Linked DNA regions of Mus musculus: region 1 is linked to region 2. Evidence: chromatin loops called from intact Hi-C (ENCODE). Cell type or tissue: left cerebral cortex. All regions are shown on one strand. Links, peaks and the distances in the headings refer to the core of each region. The heading gives the core; the rest is flanking DNA.

The links. Peaks named below come from ENCODE experiments on the same cell type or tissue, not always from the same donor. Only the 100,000 strongest peaks of a DNase experiment are listed, where the experiment ranks them.
Region 1: it touches region 2 in a loop (2.3-fold over the local background); 1 of 42 quality-filtered maps calls a loop at or near these places.

What each region holds. Positions count from the first base shown.
Region 1 is chr1:134,612,513-134,617,896 of GRCm38, forward strand. Kdm5b (lysine (K)-specific demethylase 5B) reads left to right here. Exons shown (of 27, transcript NM_152895.2): 15 at 676-857; 16 at 1,375-1,499; 17 at 3,406-3,556; 18 at 3,677-3,791; 19 at 5,180-5,384. Among named protein-coding and RNA genes, the nearest start is that of Kdm5b, 55 kb to the left of the region's middle. In left cerebral cortex, for the core only: no CTCF peak of the experiment used is centred there; no DNase peak of the experiment used is centred there.
Region 2 is chr1:134,492,769-134,498,085 of GRCm38, forward strand. Rabif (RAB interacting factor) reads left to right here and starts at 1,871. Exons shown (of 2, transcript NM_145510.2): 1 at 1,871-2,041. The coding sequence starts at 1,916. In left cerebral cortex, for the core only: CTCF peaks have their summits at 991 (motif pointing left) and 2,405; DNase peaks (open chromatin) are centred at 1,834 and 2,370; H3K4me3 peaks cover 1,416 bases; H3K27ac peaks cover 1,255 bases.

The DNA of each region.
Region 1 (5,384 bases), core at 292-5,291, 120 kb after region 2:
TAGATCTCTGGTGGCAGCGACAGGTACAGGTGGCTGTGAGCTAAGGTCATCTGCAAGAGCTGTGTTCATTCTTCTTAATCCTAGAGTCATCTTTCAAGTGCCTCTATGTATGTGTCTTGAAGATGCTAGGGATCAAATCCAGGGCTCTCTCTGTGCATTGTAGGCAAGTGTGCCAGTGTTTTTACTTTTCCTTTGTGATAGAAAGCATGTGTCTTTAGCTCTTCCTCTCTGTGCCCCAATCTTTCTGTAAGGTAAGTTTGGTGTAAGGTTGCTAACTTCAGCAGTATTCATTTATCAACAATTTTATTAATGCTCAAATAGAAATAAGTGGTTAGACTTGAGGACCTGCCTCATCCAAAGAAGGATTCTCCTTGGACAAGTAGAATAATGTGCTATTATTATTTTTAGATTATTTAGTTCTTTTTTTTTTTCATGTATGTGAGTATACTGTTTCTGTCTTCAGATACGCTAGAAGAGGGCATCACATTACAGATGGTTGTCAGCAACCATATAGTTGCTGAGAATTGAACTCAGGACCTCTGGAAGAGCAGTAAGTGCTCTTATCTGCTGAGCCATCTCTCCAGCCCGGTTATATAGTTCTAAATAGTACATATTTTCTTGGGTCTTTTAGATTGTATTATCCTTTCAAATCCTCTAATATAGATTTTGTTTTAGGGAGTAATTGATTCTGAAAGAATGGATTTTGAGCTGTTGCCAGATGATGAGCGGCAGTGTATAAAATGCAAAACTACATGCTTCATGTCTGCCATCTCCTGCTCTTGTAAACCTGGCCTACTTGTTTGCCTACATCATGTGAAAGAATTGTGTTCTTGCCCCCCGTATAAGTATAACCTGCGGTAAGTAAGGATGAGTTTTTTTCCTTTGGGAAAGCATCCAATCATTTATTTTGAGTGTGCATGTGCATAAGTGTCTTTTTGATGCCCTGGCTTGAGTGCACATGTATGCACGTGTGTGATCATATTTATGTGTGAATGTGGTTATATATCCAAAGGCAGAAGGAAGAGAGAGACACTGGGCCTTTCTTGAGCAATTGAAACACCAAAGTCCAGTCCCACTGACACACTTTCATCAAGGATTCACCTCTGATTCCCTCTCAAGTCACACCACTCCATGATGATTAAGCACTCAAATATTTGAGCCTATGGGGGCCCTTCCTAATTAGATCACCACCACACATAGGTTTTGGGGATTGAAACTCAGGTTCTTGTTCTTGTAAGTAAATTGCTCTACCAATTGAGCCGTCTTCCCAGCCCACACTGAGTCTTTAGTTATTATAGGTCTCTGAATGTTGAGGATATAACGTCCAGTTTTTTCCACTGGCCCGTCTCATTGCTGTTTGTGTTCTGTGTCCAGGTATAGATACACTCTGGATGATCTCTATCCAATGATGAATGCATTAAAGCTTCGAGCAGAGTCTTACAATGAATGGGCCTTAAATGTGAATGAAGCCTTGGAAGCAAAGATCAATAAGAAGAAAAGTAAGTAATGCAGAAAGTGGTACTCAAGCTGCAAAGTCTAGTTGGATTTTGTTGCAGCCAACGTTTTGAAACAGCCTAATTTCCTGCTTAATCTTACATCCAGGTCCTTGGCAGAAGGTTCTAGCCAAGATGGATGAGGCAGATGGCCTCAACATCTCAGTGAAGCCTGGGTATATAGGTTATACAAGATGGTTTTGGGGCCAGCGAGGTGGCTCAGTATACATGCCTCTCGGGCCCAATGATCTTGGATTAGGTTCCTGGAACCCATGTGACATCTGAACCAGTTCACCTCTGACCTCCATATGTACACCATGGCTCACATTTCCCCACTTTGACGCCCCACCCCCTGTAGTGAAAAGAAAGAAAGGAACAAACTAAACTTCTTTAAAAAAAAACAAAAACAAATAGAAAGCAGGGCCGTGGTGGCGCACACCTTTAATCCTACCACTTGGGAGGCAGAGGCAGGCAGATTTCTGAGTTTGAGGCCAGCCTGGTCTACAGAGTGAGTTCCAGGACAGCTAGGGCTATACAGAGAAACCCTAACAAAAAACAAAAAAACAAAAAACAAATTGGGGGGGGGGGCGACCCAGAAAACCAAAATAGAGCTGGAAAGTTGGCTCAGAGGTTAAGAGTACTGTTTGCTCTTTCAGAAGACCGGGGTTCAATTCCAGTCATTCACGTGGTGGCTCATAACTATCTATAACTACAGTCAGTCAGAGGGTGTATAGTGCTTCCTCTGTCCTCCCCAGCCACTACATACATATGGTGTATAGAGATATATGTAGGCAAAACACCATACACATAAAAATAAATAAATCAAGCCGGATGTGGTAGCACGCACCTTTAAACCCAGCACTCAGGAGGCAGAGGCAGGTAGTCTGGCCTACAGGGTGAGTTACAGGACAGCCAGGGCTACAGAGTAACCCTGTCTTGAAAACCAAAATAAATAGATAAATGAATAAATTTAAAAATCTTAAGAATATAATAGCAACTTTATGTATTTTGTTAAAATGGATTCTTTGAAATGCAGTATAATACTAAAATGTTGGTGAAATGTTGGCTTAACATTTCCTAGTTCTAATCAAAATTTAGTGTCCCTGGCACTTATCATTATTTTTTTCTCTCTTCTATATGTGTGTGTTTTGCCTGCATGTATGTGTGTGCGTGTGTATCTGAGCCTACTCTGTTGTGTGCCTGATAAACCCTGAGGTCAGAACAGGGCTGGGCTTGAGGATGATTGTGAGTTGCTCTGTGGGTGCTGTAACTGAACCTGAGTCCTCTTTAATAACAAGTACTCTTAGCGGCTGGGTTACCTCCAGCCATTCTCCCTCCTTTATGGTGTGTGTGTGTGTGTGTGTGTGTGTGTGTGTGTGTGTGTTTGTATGGGTGCTTAGAGAGGTCAGAAGAGAGCTCTGGGTCCCTGGGTCTGGGGTTATATGCTCCTGAGTCATTATGCGGGTCCTGGGATCCAAGCCTGGCCCTCCTCGGGAACAGTGAGGGCTTTTAGCTGCTGAGCCTGCCCTCCACCATTCCCTCCAGACTCAGTTCTCTGCACTCTGTACATCAGCAGGTCCCTCCCTCCCTTTTCATGGAGGGGAAGGGAGCACCACCACCAGTTTCTTGTCAACTATACAGTGAAGTAAAGACCACAAAGTGGGTTAAACCACAGTAGATCTCTATTACTTTTCTTTCACAAATCAGCAGATTTTCACTTAAAAAAAATTCTAAACTTATATCCTGAAGACCCAACTCTATAAGTACCCTTTGTCAGACTATTCCCCATCCCCCCAATCAGATAAACATTGCTTGTGTTACATTTCTGGGTAAGAATGGACAGAAAGTCTTCTCTGCTCTGTAATAGTGATTATGAGCTTGATCACAGGAAAGATGACTTGTTCTGTTTTAGGTCTTGTCAGCTTTAAAGCTTTGATTGAAGAATCAGAAATGAAAAAATTCCCAGACAATGATCTTTTGCGTCACCTTCGACTAGTCACGCAGGATGCAGAAAAGTGTGCCTCTGTTGCCCAGCAGTTGCTTAATGGCAAAAGGCAAACAAGGTATCTATTTCTGACTGTATGAGAATGGACTCTGAGGCACCTGAACCTAGGAACCCATTGGCATCTCCGAGTAATGAATGCACGTGTCTTCATGGCTTTCTCCGGCCCTTGTCTTTGTAGGTATCGATCTGGTGGAGGAAAGTCTCAGAATCAGCTGACGGTGAATGAACTTAGACAGTTTGTGACTCAGCTGTATGCTCTGCCGTGCGTCCTTAGTCAGACACCGTTGCTAAAGGTAACCATATAAAGATCTGTAGGACTTCAGGTATATTTATATACTCAATTGACATCATTAAGTTGGTCAGTTGGCTCTTTGGTGGTTAATTTGTTATTGTGTGTGTGTGTGTTTCTGCAGAAGCCAAAGGAGAGCATCAGATATATTAAATCTGGAATTAACAATGGTTGTGAGCCACCTGTTATGGGGGGCTGGGAACTGCTGCTCTGTCCTCTTGAAGAGTGGCAAGTGCTCCTGACCTGAGCCAATAATTCACAAATATTTGAATTTTTGTTTGTGGAATAGTGGGTGGTTATAAGGAGATTCTATTAAAAGGAAGATAAAGTTGAGATTTTTATTGTGAAAGTGACCACTGAGTCTAGCATGGTGAACCACACTTAAAATTTCAACATTTAGATCCCAAGGCAGGAGAACTGCCATAAGTATGAAGGCAGTCTGGGCTCCATAGTAAGTCCGGAGCTGGAGAGATGGTTCTGAGCTCTTGCTACACAATCAGTATGACCAGAGGTTGAATTTTCTGTGCATGTTCCAGTTCCACTGGGGCCCAGAGCAGGATTATGGCTAAGGCGTGTTGGCTTCCTAGCTGAAAAAATTGTGAGGGCCATGTGGCTCAGGGAGGGAGCCTGCTTTGGAGAAATAGGGAACTCTTTTTTTATTTTTTTTTTTAAGATTTATTTTATTAATATATGTAAGTACACTGTAGCTGTCTTCAGACACTCCAGAAGAGGGAGTCAGATCTTGTTGTTGTCTTGGATGGTTGTGAGCCACCATGTGGTTGCTGGGATTTGAACTTTGGACCTTCGGAAGAGCAGTCGGGTGCTCTTACCCACTAAGCCATCTCACCAGCCCGGAGAAATAGGGAACTCTTAATGCCCTCTTCTGCTCATCACAAGCATGAATGCCTGAAGGTGCAGATACCCTCTGAATGCACATGCACATAAACTCACATAGACTGATACACAGAAAAAAAAAAACAAAACTAAAGTAAGAAAAAGTGACTACCAGCCAGTTCTTCTCATTGGTATAAATTTTATGTTATGACCTCCTATTTGGGCTCTCAGGTGTCATTTACGTTGCTTTGTTTACTCACATTATTACTGACATAACATGGTTTGGTAAAGAAAGTTACACCTCTTTTTCCTTTTTCTATTTTCTTTATTATTCCTCTTTTTTTTCTTTTTTTCTTCTCTTTTTTTTTTCTTTTTGGTTTTCTGAGACAGGGTTTTTCTGTGTAGCTGTCTGGAACTTGCTCTATAAACCAGGCTGGCCTCAAACTCAGCCTGCCTCTGCCTGTTGAGGCCTGGGATTAAAGTTGCCCACCACCACTACCCTGCTGAACTTGTATTCTGATGGTATGACTTTGATTGTTTGCCTTTGTCTTCTTTTAGGATCTCTTGAATCGTGTGGAAGATTTCCAACAGCAAAGCCAAAAACTACTGTCTGAGGAAATGCCTAGCGCTGCCGAGCTACAGGAGTTGCTGGATGTCAGCTTTGAATTTGATGTTGAGCTTCCACAGCTCACTGAGATGCGCATTCGCTTAGAGCAGGCCCGCTGGCTGGAAGAGGTTCAGCAGGCTTGCCTGGACTCCAGCT
Region 2 (5,317 bases), core at 318-5,317:
TCAGACTTTTATGCAGGTTCCAGGGATCTGACTGCAGTTGCCAGGCTTGCGTATGCCATTGAGTCCCCAAAATTTCTAAATTTTGTCTCTGCCCATCACTAGGATTACACGCTAGTGCCACCATGACTGAATTGTTCTCATGCTTGTAAAGCAAGCTGTTCACAGAACTCAAGATCAATCAGTTTCCTAGCCCTGGGAAACTTTATTTGTATGATCATCATCTGAGTTCTACACAGTTCTGTCATAGTTAAATCCATTCCCTTATGACGTAAAGTAACTGATGTCCTAACCTTTACACTTTTCCACCACTGTCTACTTTATCAGCAGCTCTTTCTGAAATTCAGATGTGGTTACCACAGTGCTTAATATAGAGCCAATTATTGGCAAATATTGATGTGTTTCTGTCCCCAAGCTCCATAGATTTCCATATCTTGTACTGTAAAGTTCAGTTTCCTTAACATGCATCAGATCCGTGGTGTTGAGGGGGCATATTCTACCATTCCGATCTCATTAGTACAGTCTCTCTCTACGCAGAAATATGCTTTAGTCGCTGGTTTACAAACCATTCTTAAGTTTGATCCCTTTTTTTGTTTGTTTGGTTTTTGTTTTTGTTTTTTTCAAGACAGGGTTTCTCTGTGTAGCCCTGGCTGTCCTGGAACTAACTCTGTAGACCAGGCTGGCCTCGAACTCAGAAATTTGCCTGCCTCTGCCTCCCAAGTGCTGGGATTAAAGGCTGTGCCACCATTGCCCAGCTTTAAATTTGATCCTTTTCTAGTGTACCCTGTGTCTAAAATCTTTCATTCCTGACAACCAAATGGTTAATTAAAATGATACCTACGGGGCCTGGAGAGATGAGTCATGGTTGAGTGCCAGCTGATGACTGTTCTTTCAGAGGATCTGGGCTGGGTTCCTGGCACCCATGTGGAAGGTTACAACAGTCAGTAACTCCAGTTCCAGACATCTTGTGCCCTCTTCTGGTCTCCACAGGCGCAAACACAATGCACTTACATGTAAGCCAAACACTTATAAAAAATATCTTTAAATAAATAAGTGGGTGTGCAGTGGTTGTGCATGCCTTTAATCCCAGCTAAGGTGGCCAGATCTGTCTGAGAACAACCAGGGCTACACAGAGCAACCCTGCCTTGAAAAACAAATACAGAGATAAAAGACCCAACATCCTAGACAGCTGTTTCCTAATCCATTTCTGAAATTGTTCTATTATATTTGAGTCTATGACCTTCTCAGGTTACTATTCTCACATACACAATGTCCATCATCATGTAATGTGGGACTAACAGGGGAGCAAGACTGCATTCTAGAACAGTAAGGTGGCTTAATTCCCTCGTTCTGATGTCCTATACACATTGCAAACCTTAGCCTTCTTCCTGTATTATGCCCGAGGGCATACCCTCTAAGGAAATGACGTTTTCAAAATTACTATAAGCAACGCTTTGCTACCTAATAAATGGCCACTATTAGTCTAGGCTTAATATTATCACACTTTTCGCAACACTAAATGTACTAAGCATTATACATACTTCTTACATAGAAAGCAATTGTTTTGTATCTAAATCTTGCTGAGGTGTGACCTGACCCGAATTATCGCCATCTACTCATGAGGCAAGGGAAATATCCCAAGAGTTAGTGGTAAGGCTAGCCATAGTGATTTGCTTAGGCCAATATTAAGGGCGCCTGGGAGACCAGGTATAGTGAAAAAGGATTGTCACAAGTAACTCCTGACACTTCCGTCCGGCAATAGAGAAAGGCGCCTGCGCAATAGAGTTCAGACGCCTGCGCAGAGGTACAGCGAGAGGCACGGGCGGGGCGCCCCCAGGGACCTGCGCCAGCGTAGTTCCGGGTGAGCCAGCTCAGATCGCGCGTGCGCCGTTGTGGCTGATGGTGTGGCGGCACGGCGATGGAACCCTGCGAGCTGCAGAACGAGCTCGTGTCAGCCGAGGGCCGGAACCGGAAGGCGGTGCTGTGCCAGCGTTGTGGCTCTCGGGTGCTGCAGCCAGGGACTGCTCTTTTCTCTCGCCGGCAGGTAGGAAAGTGCTTGATGCTGCTTAGAGTCGCGCTGTCCTGAGCGACCCAGCGGCTCCGGGTTGCTCCTGGTTCCCAGGTTTCCGGAGACCGCGCCCTTCCTTGCGCGTCTTTGCCCCTCCCCGCGTCGTGAGGCCCCGCCCACTGGCTTGGTTGGGGACTGGGACCCTCGTGTCGAGGCACAGTTGCCTGGTCCCCTAAACTGTTCTCTCTCGCAGAGTACTCCCTCAGAGGGTGTGCCTGTCCTAGGCGGCCCACCCGCCCCCAGGCTTTGGGTATCCTGCGCGAGCTAAGGGACGAACCCTAGCCCCCTGTTTCCTGGAGCTCTGGCTAACCTGCTGTACCCCGCAGGTGTATCTCCAGCCACCACTCGGTGTCGCCCCAGGGCACCTAAGAATCACTGGATTTCCTTCCCACCATAGCTTTTATCCATCTTTCAGTCCCTACTTGTCTCATTTGCTTCTCCCCAGAGGAGCTCCAGGATCAAGTTTGGTGGAGAGAATTCACACCGAGTGACTGCTAGTACCCAACTTTTCTAAGTCCCCCGAGATACAATTCCCAGGACGAGGCATTTCGAATAGATTTCGAAGGTTAACCATTCTTTTCTTGCAGTTAGGACTTTTTCATGTAGGATTTTGTGTGTGTGTGTGTGTGTGTGTGTGTGTGAAAGGTTTATAAAGTTAAATTTTAATTAAAGTGAAAGAGAAAGCACACTCCTGATGATAAGAGGTAATCTGGAATCTGAATCCTAAGGGTCCCCCACCCCCGTGTGTGTGTGTGTGTGTGTGTGTGTGTGTGTGTGTGTGTGTGTGTGTGTATGTGTGTTTAAGTTGTTTGTTTGTTTGACAGGGTCTCCCTATGTAGCCTTGGCTGGCTTGGAACTTGCTCTGTAGACCCAGCTGGCCTCTAACTTAAGAGGTCCACCTGGACTCCCCACTGCTAGGGATTAAAGGTATGAGCCGCGTATGGTAGGGTTTTAAAATAAGTGTCTTAAACCACCATCACCCCAATGAGAAAACTGAAAGAAAAAAAAAGTTTCTGAGCCCTTTTTTTTAAGTGTAACATGCGATCCTATTGGATAGTACAAACTAAATTGCTTTCAGACCCTCATTATAAATGGTTTGTAAGAAGCCACTGTTCTTTCAAGTGGTGGAGAGTCACATACAGCAGTGTCTGCTGCAAGAGCGTGTTCTGATGGCCTTGTCTGTGGAGTGGGTGGAAGTCCGTTTTAATAAGAACTACTCGGACAGGTAGTAGAGTTCTCCACTTATTTTGTAAAGTTAGTGGCCTTGCGGAGGGATGGAGCTGAGCCAGGGAACTGGATCCTGACCTGCGCACTTATTAACACCGGAAGAGCTGTTGAACCTCCATGACCTTGCGCTTGCTCCTTCTGACCAAGTTGATGAATAGGGAGATTTGGCACTGTGAGCACAGTGCCTCCTATATGGGACAGTTCTTGTTCTCGAATGGCAGCTTGCCTGCTTGTGTAAATTGACAGAAACTTAAATGTTCCCGAATGGCATGTGGTGGCCTGCGCCTATCTTAGCACTTAGGGCTGGCTACCCAGTGAGATCAAAGCTAAAAGGGGTACATAATGAGACCCTGTCTGTGAACTGAGTAACTCTTTTTTAAAAAGTCAAGACATTTCTTAAAAGAAATTTTGTAGTAGTCAGGTGTGATGGTGCACACCTTTAATCCCAGCACTCTGTGGGGTAGGCGAGCTCAGTGAGTTAGAGGCCATCCTGGTCGACATAGTAAGTTCCAGGTCAGCCAAGACTATTACACAGAGACAAACTTATCTCAAAAGACCAAAAAGAAGAAAGAAAGAAAAAAAAAGATAGTTTATAGTTACAGTTTTTGTGTCATGTGTTTTAAATAGATGTTTCATAGGAGGGAACCTGTAAGCAAATTAAACTGTATATTACAAATCATATTTTGTTTCTCAACAGAGTACCTTTACAGAGAACAAACCATTTGGAACACACATTTTTAAAACTGAATCCCTATGAAGTGTCAACATGGCTCTTTAGTCGTTCCCTGGACTGTTGAGAAATTACTGTGAGGCCAGTCTAGGCAAGCTGACACTCCGCCCTCTTAGGGATGACCTTCCAGGAGGCAGGAGGAAAGTGTCTGAGCAGTCTGGTTCTCTCTGTAGGCTGACCTCAATATAGGAAAAAATTAAAAACAAAGAGAAGATGCGAAGATGCCCTTCCAGGCCTAGAGAGTTGGCTCACTGGTTAAGAGTTCTTGAAGCACATGTCAGGTGTCTCACAGTTCTTTGTTGCTCCAGTTAGTTGGATCTAGGGGATCCAGCATCTTTTTCCACCCTCTGCAGGCACCAGACATGGGTATGATACACACATGCAGGCAAAGCGCTCATAAAGTAAAAATAAATAAATCTTTAAGATTATAAAAGCAGTTCTTGCCAGGCGGTGGAGGTGCACGCCTTTGATCCCAGCAGTTGGGAGGCAGAGGCAGGCGGATTTCTGAGTTTGAGGCCGGCCTGGTCTACAGAGTGAGTTCCAGGACAGCCAGGGCTACACAGAGAAACCCTGTCTCAAAAAAAACCAAACTTTAAAAAAAAAAAAAAAAAAAGCAGTCCTTTCACCATTTAAGAGAACCTGGAGAGAGACAGGGCATGAAGAGGTCTCCTTAGAGGTGGCCCATAGCATTTTCACCTGTAAGGTAGTCTAGTGTAGTCTGCATGGCAAAGCTCTGAAAACCATCCCAGCATCGACATGATGCAGGACCTGGTGATAACTCTGCCGTGCATTTCATAGTCTAAGGCAGTATGTTTTCCACCTGGGAGTAAGTTTTTCCCCAAAGGGAAAAGTCTAGAGACAAACACAGATATTTTCCATGGTAAGAATTGGGAAGGGGTATTACTGACTTCAGTAGGCTGCTGTCTTGTGTCATGTGAGGCTACCCCTCAGAGCTAAGAATTCTTTGGCCCAATTTTTCAGAAAGTCAAAGTTCCAGAAACCCTAGACCCTACATTGCAAATATCTGGCACCTCTGCTACCTCAGTTGACCTCTTGGTACCTTTTGCTACTTACACCACTAGACTCTGAGGGCCTGTGTCCTATCCACGTGTGTATCTTCTATACCCAGGCTGTGTGCATAGTGAGAACTTAGGAAATAATTTGGTCTTCATAAAAGCTATTAGTCTGGGGTGAATAACGGATTATTATTGATATACTGGATCAGAATTTTGTGGTTTTACCCTCCCCTCCCCCCTTTCTAAAGTCAGAGTCTTATAAAGCCACGCCAGCCTTGA